Regions from separate parts of the Mus musculus genome. Here region 2 is linked to region 1. The links are chromatin contacts, found by Hi-C in ENCODE. All regions are on one chromosome and are shown on one strand. Each heading gives the region's core, a stretch centred on a gene start or an enhancer-like site at or near the end of the contact. The rest is flanking DNA. Distances are from core to core; before and after follow the strand shown. Region 1 overlaps Wfdc1 (WAP four-disulfide core domain 1). Region 2 holds the start of Usp10 (ubiquitin specific peptidase 10).

What was found. Hi-C counts contacts between places; a loop is a spot of excess contacts on that map.
Region 2: a loop to region 1 is called in a map of Patski, with 2.2 times the contacts of the local background. The contact joins the promoter of Usp10 here to the enhancer-like site in region 1. A Hi-C loop is called at or near these places in 11 of 37 maps with a recorded cell type or tissue (Patski, gastrocnemius, heart and 2 more).

Annotation. Positions count from the first base shown.
Region 1 is chr8:119,675,590-119,682,863 of GRCm38, reverse strand. Wfdc1 (WAP four-disulfide core domain 1) reads right to left here. Exons shown (of 7, transcript NM_023395.2): 2 at 3,407-3,596; 3 at 2,626-2,709; 4 at 1,692-1,832. Among named protein-coding and RNA genes, the nearest start is that of Gm32352, 8.3 kb to the right of the region's middle. Within about 2 kb of position 3,408, at least 1 of the 3 ENCODE cell types and tissues checked has a DNase peak (open chromatin) inside an H3K27ac peak, as active enhancers do; it is heart, where a contact is called at or near this core.
Region 2 is chr8:119,905,564-119,912,837 of GRCm38, reverse strand. Usp10 (ubiquitin specific peptidase 10) reads right to left here and starts at 2,478. Exons shown (of 14, transcript NM_009462.2): 1 at 1,899-2,478. The coding sequence starts at 1,919.

The DNA of each region.
Region 1 (7,274 bases), core at 2,159-4,658:
TCCTGCGGGCGAGGAGGCACGCAGAGCACACTCGGGCATGCACACACAGGTGCCTGTGCAGCTCATGGTTGGGCAGGATCCTGACCTGATGTGCCAGGGCCAGAGGTGGCTCACACTCACTGCAGAGCTGCTGTGTGTCCGGTGAGACATAAGCACCCCACAGACATCGATTCAAGCCTTAGAATCTGCCCATGCAGTAATCAGTACCCCAAAGCCCATTTTACAGATAGAAAAACTGAGACTAAGAAAGTCTAGTGAGAGAGCGAGGGCACCCAGGAAGGAAGCAGCAGGCTGTGAGTGGTTTCTGATGTTCTGGGCTGCAGACTTGTCTCCATTGCATTTCATTCTTGATTTTGGGCATCCGTGGTGTGGTCTTGTTGAAGAGCCCATTCTCCATGCTTAGCTTCCTTAGGAAATGAGTCCATTTGGATTCAGACTCTCTAGAACTTGTCTGAACTGGTCTGAGAAATCATAGAATCAAATGAGCAAGATCAGGAGACCAGAAAGGCCATCCTGGAGCTGGGGTACAGCTCAGCTGGCAGAGTGTTGCCTCAATGCACAAAGCCCTGTGCTCTATCGCCTTGTATATAAACTCAGCATGGTGGCTTATGGTATTATAGGCCTGTAATCCCAGCAGGTGAGGGCAGAAGAATCAGAAGTCTAAGGCCATCCTTAGCTACAATAAGTAGAGGGTCTGGGCCAGCCTGGGCTACATGAGACCTTGTGAGAAAGAGTCAGGGATGGGGGGTTTCCGATGTATGAAGCATCCCTAGGGATGCCAGGGTTTCTCATGGAAGGCATCCCTCTATCCTGCAGCACTAGATGGCTGCCTGCTTCGGGGGTTATATATCTGCAGGTCCACCCCCCTCTCCATCACCTGGTATCTAGGGACTGGCATTGATAAATGGGAAGACGCTACTCCGTGCAGAGCCATGATGGTCTTGTGTGTGTGTGTTAACCTGGCTGTTCCCTATAGAACCTCAATTAGCAGCTTGACCACTCTGCTCTCAGCCCATTTCACACAGGCTGGACCTTGCCATTCACTGCTTTACCCACGACCTCCAGTGACACCTGTTAATGATAACCCACTGCCATCTAAGCAAGGATTCTCAGATAATTCAAACTGTGAGGTTTGTGTCTCTTGGATGGATCACCAGGTAAAGGTGTCTGCAGTGCGCCCCAGCCTGATGATCTGAGTTCCAGTTCCAGAGCCCATGAGAAGCTGAAGGGAGAGGAGGGACTCCCCAAAGTTGGCCACAGAGCACACGTGGGCCTCGGAGCACCTGCTTGCTCTTCCCTCATCATACTCCATACACAATAATAGATTTTAGAAATTCAAGTCTAAGGGGTTAAAGACTGATCTAGAGATGGATACACAAGATCTGGTGTCGCCCAACACCTGTGCCTGCCTGGCTCCACTCCCAGAACTCTGCATGTTTTCCCCTGACCCTATGACAACAGGAAGTGGTCCCATTTTACAGGGGAAGAAACTGAGGCTCAGAGAGGCAAAGAAATCGACCCCAAAGCCACCCAGGTAGCAGACACAGGCAGAGCTGGAGTTACAGGAGGGAGCAGAGCACAGAGGGACAGGAAGTGAGGCTCAAGGACTCTGAGCCAGTCTTGGGTGACAAGGTGTTCTCTGGCAATGGGGTTGGGGCCGGTCCAGGGCAGTTTGGACCAGCAGCGCTCACCTGCTTGCCGGCGTTGCTTAACACACTGTCCATGGTTGGGTATGCCCTGGGCTTCGTCCCCTGGCTGCAGGATATGGCACTCATAGCCTGAGGGACAGAGGAGTGGCTCTGCCCCATCCTCAGTGGTGCTGCAAGTCTCTGCTGTGGAGGGACACAGGCCAGGTCTCAGACAGTACACCCCATCCAGAAAGGCCAGTTTCCACCCCCATCCAGATGCTAGACGGTGCTGTGCCTCTCACACAGCGCACACATGCACACTCTGACATCAAGCCACGTTTATACACACATGTGCACCCAGAGAGGCCACCTCCCATCAGCACGCCTGCACGCGCACACAGTCGCAGCACCCTAAATGCACCATCGTACAGAGAACAACATGTGAATGCGTGTACACTGGCATACCTGAAACACGCACACACAGCTACAGACACATGTGTACGCACTACAACCACCCACAATCAACACCTATATATACACATGCTTTCACACACACGTGCTTATCCACAGACACACATATGTTCATCCACAGCCACAAGAACGGGTGTGTGCATAGTAGCATACCCTGACCAACATGGTCCGCATGAGGGCGTGCAAAGCCACATGCCCAGATGCACAGACACAAGTACACTGTCCCCAGGAAACCTCAGGCCCGTATGTGGTTCCTTTAAGAAACATCCTTCACTTTCTATCCACATAAGGAACCTTTCTCCAGAGGTGGCCACAAGGCCCTTTAAGACTTTAGGGGTCCCAGACCCTCTTCCTTCTCATTCTCTACCCAGGAAGGAGGCCCACTGTCAGGGAAAGCCTCACTCTTTCTCTGCACAAGCTATAGGAACCAGACTGGGCTCCCAGCCAGCATCCTTGTGGCCCATGGACAGTCTAGTGAGAAAGGCTGGTTCTGATCTGGGGACCTGGCATGCCCAGGGGCAGGTACCTTGTAACACTTCCTCAGGACCGTCCAGCAGCCAGCCGTTGCCACCCAGCCATCGTGGTTTGGGCTGCACCAGCCAGTCTAGAACTGACAGAGAACTAGGTGAGAGGGAGGGAGGTCTTCCTGGGGTGGGGTCATGTGACCAGCCCTGGGTGGGGAGAGGTGTGTCATCCCATAGAAGAGGTGAAGATGGCTCCCCACACACTGCCCTATAGGACACACCACAGGCCTGCAGCGTCCGGGACACCCTTATCCTCCTGTCTCCCAACCCCATAGGCCAAGTGCTAAGGCAGAGTATAAGCAGGCTACCAACTGAGCTGTGTCCCACCCTGGATATACAGGTACACATGTATATTGAATTTTATTTTCAGTGTGTGTGTGTGTGTGTGTGTGTGTGTGTGTGTGTGTGTGCATGTGGAAGGTCAGGTGATATCTTAGATGCGTGTTTTCTCTCCTTTGACCGTAGGGAGTTGGTACCCTTAGCCTCTTATCCCTTACTCTTCTATGGGCTGAGCCATCCTATAGGTTGGACTGCCCTTCAAAGGGTGGGATTGTATGGAGGTGACATGGTGTTCCTAAATGGGTACAGTCCATGCTGGGGACTCCGTGCATACAGGTGAGGCAGCTGCACCTAGCAGGAGCTGCCGGGATATCTGAAGCCTGCAGGTGAACACCCAGCCTAGGTAGCGGGTAGCTCAGCACAAATACAGCTCAGCTCTTTCTCTTCCCTAGGTCAGCGTTGGGCCCACCCGACCTCCAACCCCCTGACCCTGGCTCAGCTTACCTGGCGGAGGTGGCACCGCCTCCAGGCAGGCATAGGCACAGCCATTGTAGCAGCAGCGCCTGTGTCGTGGGCACTCAGAGTCAGCCTGGCAGCGTGTGGCCTGACAGGCACCCGGGGGCAGTGTCCTTGGCGGTGGTGGGCAGCGGTCTGCATGGGGCTGCCGGGAGCCTGTCGCTGCAACCTCTTCAGCCTGTGGAACATAGTGAAAGGGCGTTGACCTAGGCTTTCAGCCTGAGCCTCCTCCCTGGGAAAACAGTTATCTAGGCAAAGAGTGGGGAAGGTCTGGGTTTGACTTGCTCTTTCTCTGCGAGTCCTCAAAGAGATGGCTTCAAGAGGGAGGGAGAGAGGAAGGGAGGGAGGGAGGGAGGGAGGGAGGGAGGGAGGGAGGGAGGGAGGAGCGAGCTATAGAAGGAAGGCAGTTTTGGAGTGTGTGCCTGGACAGCAGTCTGCATGCAAAGTATGACCCGCTATGAGACAGCTCTCATCTGTCTTCATATATCTGCATATACATGTATATACATGTAAACAAACATGCAGATACATGTACGTGTACATTTCTATAGGAACATAGTTTTGTTTATGGTACATCCATGTATCGGGATCTCTGAGAATTCATACATCATACACAAGAGAACGTGTTTACACCATCTTGGATACATCTCACAAGTAGAACACTTGATGGCCAGAAGGTGGCGCTGTTCAGGGAGGGTGGCGGAAACTTTAGGGGGGAGGGTGTTGTTGGAGGGAGTACGTCATGGGCCCACCTATGCCTGTGAAGGAGATACTCGGTCCCTTCCTGTCCCCAGCGTCCTCACTGACATGACGTAAGCAACCTTGTCCGACTTCACATTCCCACTGCCAGGATGTTCTGCCTTGCCAAGGCCCATGGCCACGGAGCCAGCCAACTATGGACTGAACCCTCGGACACTGTCATGTTTCCTTCAAGTGATGTGGCAAACACCAGACTGACAGAGCTGGTGTACTGGGCACGTATATATCTGACTTGACATAAAATATAGTAACCTGAAGAGAGGAAACCTTGGTTAAGGGAATGCCTCCACCAGATCGGGCTGTGCTGTGGGCCAGCTCCGTAGAGTGTTTTCTTAACTAGTGATTGATGGAAGAGGGCCCCGCCCAATGTGGGCGGTGCCATCCCTGCACTGGAGGTCCTGGATTCTAAGAGTAAAGCAATCCTGTAAGCAGCACCCCTCCGTGGCCTCTGCAGCAGCTCCTGCCTCCAGGTTCCTGCCCTCGCTGTTTTGGATGATGAACCGTTCCTTGTATGGAACTGTGTGCAAAATAAACCCTTTCCTCTCCAAGTGGCTTTGGTCACGGTATTTCATCGCAGCAGTAGTGACCTTAACTAAGACAGCTGGTGGGGGACTGCAGAGATGGCTCAGCGTTTAAGAGAACCTGCTGCTCTTCCAGAGGTGCTGAGTTCAATTCCCAGCAGCTACACGGTGGCTCACAACCATCTGGAATGGGATTTGATGCCCTCTTCTGGTGTGTCTGAAGACAGCGACAGTGTACTCACATATATAAAATTAATTAATTAATTTTAAAAAAGAAGAAAATTAAAAAAAAAAAAAGATGGATTCGAGGGTAAAGGTGCTGGCTGCCTAGCCTATGATTAGTTTGACCCACACGGTAGACAGAGATCCTGACACAGTTCCTCTCATCTCCACATGTGTGTGTGTGTTATTACGCCCAAAAGTAAATGTTTTTTAAAAATCTGACTATCTACCTGCAAGGAGTGACACGGAGCTGGAGAGATGGCCCAGGGGTTAAGAGCACAGTTCCCAGCATCCTCCTGGCAGCTCACAGCCATCTGTAACTCTAGTTCCAAAGGATATGAGTCCATCTTTTCACCTCTGTGAGTGCCAGCATGTGCAGATATACAAGCAAGATACCCATGCACGTGCATGCACGCACAAACACACACACATATATGTATATGTGTGTGTGTATATACATATATATATATATATTGCACGCCTTTAATCCCAGCACTCAGGAGGCTTGCTGGCAGATCTGTGAGTTCAAGGCCAGCCTGGTTTACAGAGTGAGTTCTGGGACAGCCAAAGCTACACAGAGAAATCCTGTCTCATAACACAAACACACACACACACACACACACACACAGTGACTTAGGCAGTCAGGTCTTGACTATGTATATACATATTAATCAGAACATACGTGTTTAGTGTATGTGTGTATGTGCATCATGTTTGGGGAGGGATGAAGATGGGAAGGCCATGTGTCAAGATAGCAACACTGCTCCACACTTGGAAATAGATTTATGATCTTTCCCAGTTCATTTTTATATACAGGGTTTCATGCATCCCGCCGGCCTTGAACTTGCTGTGGCGTTAGGAATAATCTTGAGCTCATGGTCCTCTCTCACCTCCCAGGTGCTTCCTTCCTAGCTGAAATCACAACTGGACTTCCCTGAGGCTTGTGATGGCCAAGCAAGCTGTTCAAAACGGCTCTGGCTGAGACAGTGCTTGCTGGAGCCAGAACTGTGCTCCGGCAGCAAGCAGCTGTGGACGCTGTGCACCTTCATCATGGGATCTGTGGAATGTTCAAAGCAGCTGAGCTGCATGAGAGAGGTTTAGCCCTGGGGAGGGTCTAACAAGACCTGGGGGTGGTACAAAGACCCTGGTGCCAAACATCTTAGCTTATTTAAAGAAAAAGGGGGGGTTGTTAGCATCAGACGTCCATAGTCAACATTAACGGTGCTTTAGCTGTTTGGGCGAGCTCTGCTTCACTCTGGCCCATCCACAGTCTACTGAGCTGTCTCCTCCAGAATGCTTGAGTAGGAGCCAGCTCTGCCCTGTAGCCATGCACTACTGCTGATGTCCTGCAGAGGGCGTCTGGTCACAGGGAATAAGTCCCGCTCAGGCTTTTTCAGAGTTGTTATCAGAGCAGTCAGTAGCTTTCTGTTTCCTGTCCAAGAGCTGGGGTGCAGGTGTAGTTGGAAGGCTCTCGCCTCCAGCCCGCTTCACCCAGAGAACCTGTCTCTTCTTGCTTGCACAGATTGCTCGTTCAATTTGTGAAAAGTAGGGGGCTCCGTTAGGAAAGAGCTTGCCTTGAACCTGAGTTCAAGTCCCAGTACCCTTAAAAAAAAAAAGTCCAGCCCCATTGAGAAGTGCTTATGTTCCTGGTACTGGGGAGGCAGAGACAAGCCTGCCTCGCTTACTTTGTGAGTTCCCTGTCTCAAAAGACAAGGTGAACAGAGCCCCAGGCATACCCGAGCTTGTCCTCCGGCGTCCATACATACGCCCACACCTGCACCCACACTTGCACTTTGCATGCACTTATAAACAACTCTGTCCCCACCAGGCACCCATACATCTATTCTCACACGCATACACACACCCACCCCCCCATCTATGTATAGTCTATCCATAAACATACAAACATACATACATACATACATACATGCATACATACATGCATTTCTCCCAGAAACACATAACGGGAATAAAGAAATGAACGATAAGAGGAAGAAGATATTGCTAAGTAACTCTTGGTGGATACAGAGAGGAAGGCCCGAGGTTAGCACTCCCCTCAGAGACTCGAGGGAGACCTGTGCGGGGCTTCTGACCCCCTTAGTCTTCAGTCTTTAGCATCCTAATGTTGTTTCCCACATCCATATGCTGTCCCCAGTTGCTTGGAAACTGCTAGCATGGGACGTCACCCCTCACACTCTGCTCCACATTCAGCATCTAGGGGATTAAGTGAACTGTGTCTTGTTCAGCCTCAGCAGCCCTAATCCTGATCCACCGTGACAGCCATGCCAGGCCCCCTTCAGAGGGTGACTGAGAGCCACCGGGTAGGGTCAGGCTTTCTCCACAGTAGGCTCCAT
Region 2 (7,274 bases), core at 1,229-3,728, 230 kb before region 1:
CCTGATCCTGCCTCCACCTCCCGCATGCAGGGGGTACCGGTGTGCTCCACCTTACACAGCTATTTCACTCGTCTTTTCAAAATAAAACAGGACTAAAACTACCATCACCTCTTCTCCCTTCTACCACTAGCTGACCCAAGGCACTGCTAACATTTGTTTGGTTTCTCCGGTCAGGCTCCATGCAATGCCAGGACAATGGACCCCAAGGAAATCACTCACCACCACTTCCACCAACTGGATATTGTTGCTGGTGCTTGAGAAAGTGAATTCTGCTTAAGCATGCTTTCTTTGCCCCAAAATCATACACACACACACACACAGAGAATTGACATTACAGCTCAGTTCAGAATGAGCAGTACAGACTAATTCCAAAAATAAAACAAGGTAGTCAACTAGAGGTTTTTGGTGTTTTTCGAGACAGGGTTTCTCTGTGTAGCCCTGGCTGTTCTAGAACTCACTCTGTAGACCAGGCTGGCCTCAAATTCAGAGATCTGCTTGCCTCTGCCTCCCTAGTGCTGGGACTACAGGTGTTTTTGAATTGAGCAAGGCTATGAAGGGCTGATGGCTCCAAGGTTTAAGATAGTTGCTCTTGCAGAAAACTGGGGTTCCATTTCTACCAGGACTCAGAGGCTAAGAACCATTCTAATTCCAGTTCCAGGAGATCCAACACCCTCTTCTCGCTTCAATGGGCACCAGGAACATACATATATGCAAGCAAAGCATTCATTCACATAAAATAAAATAAAATAAAAATGCCTAAATAGAACCAGATGTGGTGGTGGTGAATATTCCGAATCGCCAGGGCCTCTGGTGACAGAGGTAGGCAGTTGCCTTAATCGCAAGCCAACCACAGCTGCATAATGAAGACCTGTCTAAAACTTAAAAAAAAAAAAAAACCACTTGTCAAAATATTATTCAACAAATACGAATCGTCTGCCTATTGAAAAAAAAAAAAGCACACCAAATACAAAAGCATTTACAGATGAGGGGAAAGGTCAAACAGGCAAAGTTCAGATTTGATCTATGAAACACCACATACTTAAGAGAACGGAAGTTTCTCCTAGGATCTAACCTTTTATTAAAAACAGTTTCGAGGTTTAAATCCCATATTGCAACAGTTACTAAAACCTTTCAAAAGCACATGGTGGCTCTTGCCTGCAACGCACCAGGCTGAGATAGGGAAAAAAAAAAACTTAAGTTAGAGGCGATCGTGGACCAAGAGAAAGATCAAATAAAAAGACGATCGTTCTTCAAAGGTGGCCTCACCAGACCGACCTCACCTGCCTTGTACATACATCCACCTACCATCCTCAAAAAGGCAATTTTACTTCTTAGTTTCCCGAGAGTCGCAGCCCGGAGAAGCGGCACCACGTGCTGACTTCTCACTCGTCCTAAGTGCATCTTAGGAGAGGGGCTGCAGGAGCAGCTCCGGGCACAGAAAACACAGCAGGCAATCCGGCCTGCCGGGCCCCGACCCAGCCCGGGCTCGGACACCGTGCAAAAGGTGTCAGTCTCGGGCAAACCGGAGTATGCCGCCCCGGCGCTTCCCGGTTTTCTTTGCAATAGAATTCCCGAGGCCAGGGGCCAGGTCCCCGGCGGCGCTGGGCCAGAGCGTCGCCCGGGACTCGGCGGCTGCGGGCCGGGCACGCGGAGGCCTTCCCTGCGGCCTCGGGCGTTCTCGGGGCGGCTCGGACACTCTCGGGGCGGCTCGGGCGCTCTCGGGGAGATTCGGGCGGCCTCCGAAGCCGGGGAAGCGCGGCACTGAGGGGCGCGGCGCGGGCCTAGGCCGGCAGCGTGCCGGCGCCTCCCCCACCGCTCGCCCGCCGCGCACCTCGCGATCGTCGCCCCGAGGCCGTCCCGTGGCCCAGACCTCCCAGCCCAGACACGGCCCGCGCTACCTGTGGGTTGTGGAGGGCCATGGCGGCCCGTCTCAATGAGGTTCGGTGCTGCTCCGGCTTCTCACGCCGCGTCTCCCGTCGCCGCCATCTTCTCGCCGCACAGACACACTCGCAGCGGCCGCCGCGCCTGCGCACTGACTGCGCCGCGGGAGAGCCAGGCGGCGTTCTGCGCCTGCGCGCGACAGGTGGGCGTGCGCCCCGGGCCGGCGACCCTTCTGTCCCCAGCGCGCCGAGGGCGGCTGCTCCAGGCGAGGGCGTGAGGATGGAGCTGGCCAGGCACCCTGGGGCTGCAAGGTGGAGTTCCGGAGTGGTTACTGCGCTGGGTCCGCCTGAGCTCCGCCCTGGGATCTCCGCTGGAGATCTCCAAGGATCCCTTACCCTATGGAGCGCGCTCTTCTGACCGTTCGTTCATTCATTCATTCCTTCACTCTTCATTCTCTTCACTAGCTTGTTTTACCTGGCATTGGGGAAAAAAAGATTTTTTTTTTCTTTGTAAAACATAAAAGTAAACGTTGAAGGAGCTAGTGAGATGACTCAGCGGGTAACGGAGCCCTGCCTCCTGTACCCTTGAGGACCAAATGAGTTCCATTCTCTGGATCCACATGACGCCAGGGGAAAACCAACTACAGACTGTCTTCTGACATACAAAGGGGCACACGCAAAATAAACAATTTTAGAAAGAACTCGTTAATCCAGGAATTGTACTCCTGTGAGCTCAGTATATAGACTGCAGAGGTAGGACGATCATCTATGAATTGCAGACCAGTCTACATAGCAAGTTCCAGGTCACACACAGCTACGTAAGGTAGCTCTGTCTCGGGGTGGGGGGTGGATAGTCATGTTGATGACTTAGCACATTCTGCAAAGGGTAGAGACTCAGTAGGTGTTAGTTATTGCACACACGCAAGTGTATACACACGGGAAAGTTCTTGACTCAGCCATATAGGCAATAATAATAATAAAAACAAACAAAAAACCTTACTAAACCTCCTACTCCCAGCTGTAGACCAGGCCGGCCTTGAGTTCTGAGATCTGCCTATCTCTGCTTCCAGCGTGCAGGGATTAGGGATTAAAGGTGTACACCACTGCCGGGCCAGGAAAGAATTTTATGACAAGCCCCTGTGGGGCAAAGTTGGCAAGTTTATTAAGTAGAGGTGAGAGAGGGTACACGGGTAGGACTGAGTTTAGGATCTAGAGACAAGAAGGAAAAGGATAATGTTCAAGTGTGGGCACAGCTGCTCCAGAGAGTTGCCCTCAGGTGTCTTGGTTTTGTTTTTCTTTGCTGTGCTACACATGTAGCAAAAATTGGCTTCAAACTTTCTTTTCTTTTTTTTTTTTTTTTTTTTTTGGTTTTTCAAGACAGGGTTTCTCTGTGTAGCCCTGGCTGTCCTGGAACTCACTTTGTAGACCAGGCTGGCCTAAAACTAAGAAATGCACCTGCCTCTGCCTCCCAAATGCTGGGATTAAAGGTGGGCACCACCATGCGCACTGGCTTCAAACTTACTTTCTCTCTTTCTCTTCCTTCCTTCCTTCCTTCCTTCCTTCCTTCCTTCCTTCCTTCCTTCCTTCCTTTCTTTCTTTCTTTCTTTCTTTCTTTCTTTCTTTCTTTCTTTCTTTCTTTCTTTCTTTCGTTTTTCAAGACAGGGTTTCCCTGTAAAGCCCCAGCTGTCCTGAAACTCACTTGGCAGACTAGGCTGGTCTCGAACTCAGAAATCTGCCTGCCTCTGCCTCCCAAGGGCTGGGATTAAAGGCGTGCGCCCCATGCACATTGGCTTCAAACTTTCTAGCAGCCAAGGATGAACTGAAACTCCTGTATCTCCCGCCCCTACTTCCCTAGTACAGGGCTACGCTTCATACTCCGAACTCTGGCTCCACAAAGCAAACAAAGCAAAGCAAAGCAAAACTCTACGAGTTGGTTCAATGGTTTCTTTCTCCTGAGAATTTTCTTTTGGCCCTCTTGATTGCACACACCTTTAATCTCAGATGGCTGAAACAGAGGCAGGCAGGTCTCTGATAAAATCCAGACCAGAGACAGGCGTGGTTATGCACGCCTTTAATCCCAGCACTCGGGAGGCAGAGGCAGGCAGATTTCTGAGTTCGAGGCCAGCCTGGTCTACAAAGTGAGGTCCAGGACAGCCAGGGCTACACAGAGAAACCCTGTCTCAAGAAAAAAAAAATCCAGACCAGAATGGCTCAGATATCAAGACTCAAGACTTTTTGTTTCAGAAAATGATAATTTCCTTTGGTAAATAAAACCAAGTCAGGTGGTTTTATCAAGTTGGTTGTTCAGGTCAGGATATTGGGCCAGGTGCGGTGGCACACACCTTTAATTTTAGCACTCCATCGATAGAGGCAGGTGGATATCTTTGAGGCCAGCCTGGTCTACAGAACAAGTTCCAAGACAGCCAGGGTTATACAGAGAAACCCCATCTCAGAAAAAACAAAAGAGGGGTGGGGAATGGGAGTGCTACTAGGGTTAGGCTCAGGGTCACAAACGTCCTGGCTCCAAGTAGGAATGCTTTATTGCATTTAGCATCATTGGTGGCGGTGTCCTGAGGAAAACCACCTTTACCCCTACAGGTAACCTTGGCTTTATCAGTCTCAGTTTCGTAACTCCCAGCCAACAGGAAACACAGACTAGATCCCCAGGAGTCAGGCTGCCCACACCCATACTGTAACCTTAACTTTCTCCTTCCCCCTGCCTCACAATGGACCCACACCATGCTTAGCAGCCTGCCTGGAGGTTCAAGCCGGGTTCCTCGAGAGATGGTTGTGTTGACTCAGACAGGCTCCCTAAGCTTTCTGTGTCTCTTTCACATCAGATGTGATTAACCCCTTTGTAAAGACCTGAACACAGCTGAGTCCCAAAATACCTGGAGACGTGACTTAGACGATGAAACCCTTGCAGATGGGATGGTGCTGAGGAATGCGAACAGGGTCATTCCAAGTGGGTCCCATGGTGTCACAAGGGTCTCTAGAAGGGAATATAGGCAAGGACAGGAGAGACAGCAGACAGGTGGGGGAGAACGGGACTGGAGTTCCCTTGGTAGAGCAATTGCCCAGCATCTATAAAAGCACCACCTACACTAGGCATGGTGGCAACCCAGCTTGAGAGCCCAATACTCCAGAGGTAGAGGCAGGAGGACCAGGAGTTCAGGGTTATCCTGAGTCACAAATTGAGCTAGAGGCCAGCCTGGGCTACATGAGGCCCTGTCTGGGAGACATAGATAAAGGTCAGGAGTGGAAGGCCTGCAGCTGGCCTCTAAAAGCTAGTTAGGCCACCAACCATGCCCAAAGCTCTGCCTACACCTTGATTTGAACCCTGTCCATCTTCTAACCTGAAGAACTGTAAAGGAAAGAATTTGTGGTTTCTTTTTTTTTTAAACCAGTAAATTAAGTGCAATCCACCCCAGCCGTGATAAAGTAACTGGGAACAATATGCCTACCCAGCAGATAATAGGCCTCCAGTGGGTGGGTTTTTTTTTTTTTTTTTTTTTTTTTTTTTGGTTTTTTCAAGACAGGGTTTCTCTGTGTAGCTCTGGCTGTCCTGGAACTCACTCTGTAGACCAGGCTGGCCACGAACTCAGAAATCTGCCTGCCTCTGCCTCCCAAGTGCTGGGATTAAAGGCGTGCACCACCACGCCCAGCTGTTTTTTTTTTAACCCCACCCCAAGGAGACTTCCTGAAATCCCCTTGAGCTGAGTCCCCCCCCACCCCCTTAGCAGATGTTTTCCAGAGGGCCACGAGAAACCACACACTTCCTATTAAGACTGTGGATATGTATGCAGCCTGGCACATGGTAGTTAATTCTATGCTCAAGGGGACAGAGCAATTCTCCAGACCTGCCCTACCTGAGGAGATCATTTTTGGAACTCTGATCACATGTAGGTGTGAAAATTATCACCCTTCTCAGAATCCTTGGGCAGGAAGGTAACATTTCCCCAGGAGGGGCCTGGTAACTTTAACATTTATTGACAATGATAAAATCCAAGTTTTCAAACAAAAATGGCAGTCATGGAAAATGGTTGTATCCCAGGTGAGTTGGGCACCTTCCCAGTCATTGAAGACTCTCTAGCCACAGTGGCAATAGACATGATTGTGACAAAATGAAAAACAGGGAAGAATGGAAAGTCTGACCATTTGAGAGGCACCAACAAGACTAGTGCAGGAGTGTGCTCTATAAGTGATGGATGCACAAGGCATTGTGGGTAGGTGAGAGGGCTCAGCGGCAAGGGTGCTTGCCGCCAAGACTGTTGACCAGAGTTCCATGGCAAAGTTTGGAGAAGTGCATCAGTGGCTAAAGGCACTGACTCAAGGCCACCCAGCTCTACAGATCAAGTTCCAGGACAGCCAGGGCTATATGAAGAAACCCTGTCTTGGAATATGGAGGAAGGACAGAAGGGTTGACCAGTTGTCCTCTGATCTCCATGCTCATGCTGAGGCCTGAGTATATAATACTTGATAAATATTAAATAAATGTACGTATTGTTTTTTAAATCATGTATGTAGTGTGGGCCTGGTCACACGGGCCTTTAATCCCAGTATTAATGAGGCAGAGGCAGAAGGAAGTCTGTGAGTTCTAGGCCAGTGAAGAGTTACATAGTCAGGACTTATTTCAAAACACCACCAACAAACAAACAAACAAACAAACAAATAATAGCTATACGTGGCATACACCTGGAATCCTAGCACTTAGGAGACTGAGGCAGGAGAATCAGTAGGCACTCAAAACCAGCTTAGTTACATACTGAGTTTGAGGTCAGCCTGGAATCGAGACTTTGCCTCCAAAAACAAACAAACAAACAAACAAACAAACAAGCAAACAAAGGCAAAGCCTCCAAAGTAAATTATTATCACAAGTCGGGTGATGGTGGCACACATCTTTAATTCCAGCACTCTGGAGGCAGAAGCAGGCACGACTGTGAGTTTGAGGCTAGCATGGGCTACTAGGGAGTCCCAGGCCAGCCAGAGTTACAGAGAAATACCTGCCTCGAAAATCAAACAAACTGATAAATTTTGTCCCCACTACTGAAATGATCCAATTCAAGCTAGATTATATTAAATGCAGGTGCATTGGAAAGCTTCCCTCAAGCCAAGTTTATTGAACCTAAGGACCGAGATCTGGAAAGTCATTATGGGGCTTGGGGGAACAGGGAAAAGAGCAGGGCTCATGTGCAGAGAGAAGAGAGAGGGGGAGACCAAAATGTCTGGATTTATTAGGGAAGAGCCTCTGGGAGAAGGGCAGCCCAGTCCCTGGGCTGCAGAGTTCAGGGTTTTAGCAGGTAGGCATTGACGGATGCTTCTAGAACCCGGAGACCAGATCTGCTTTTGATATGTTAAATATGCACCCAGGCCCCCTCGTCCCAGTGTCTGAAA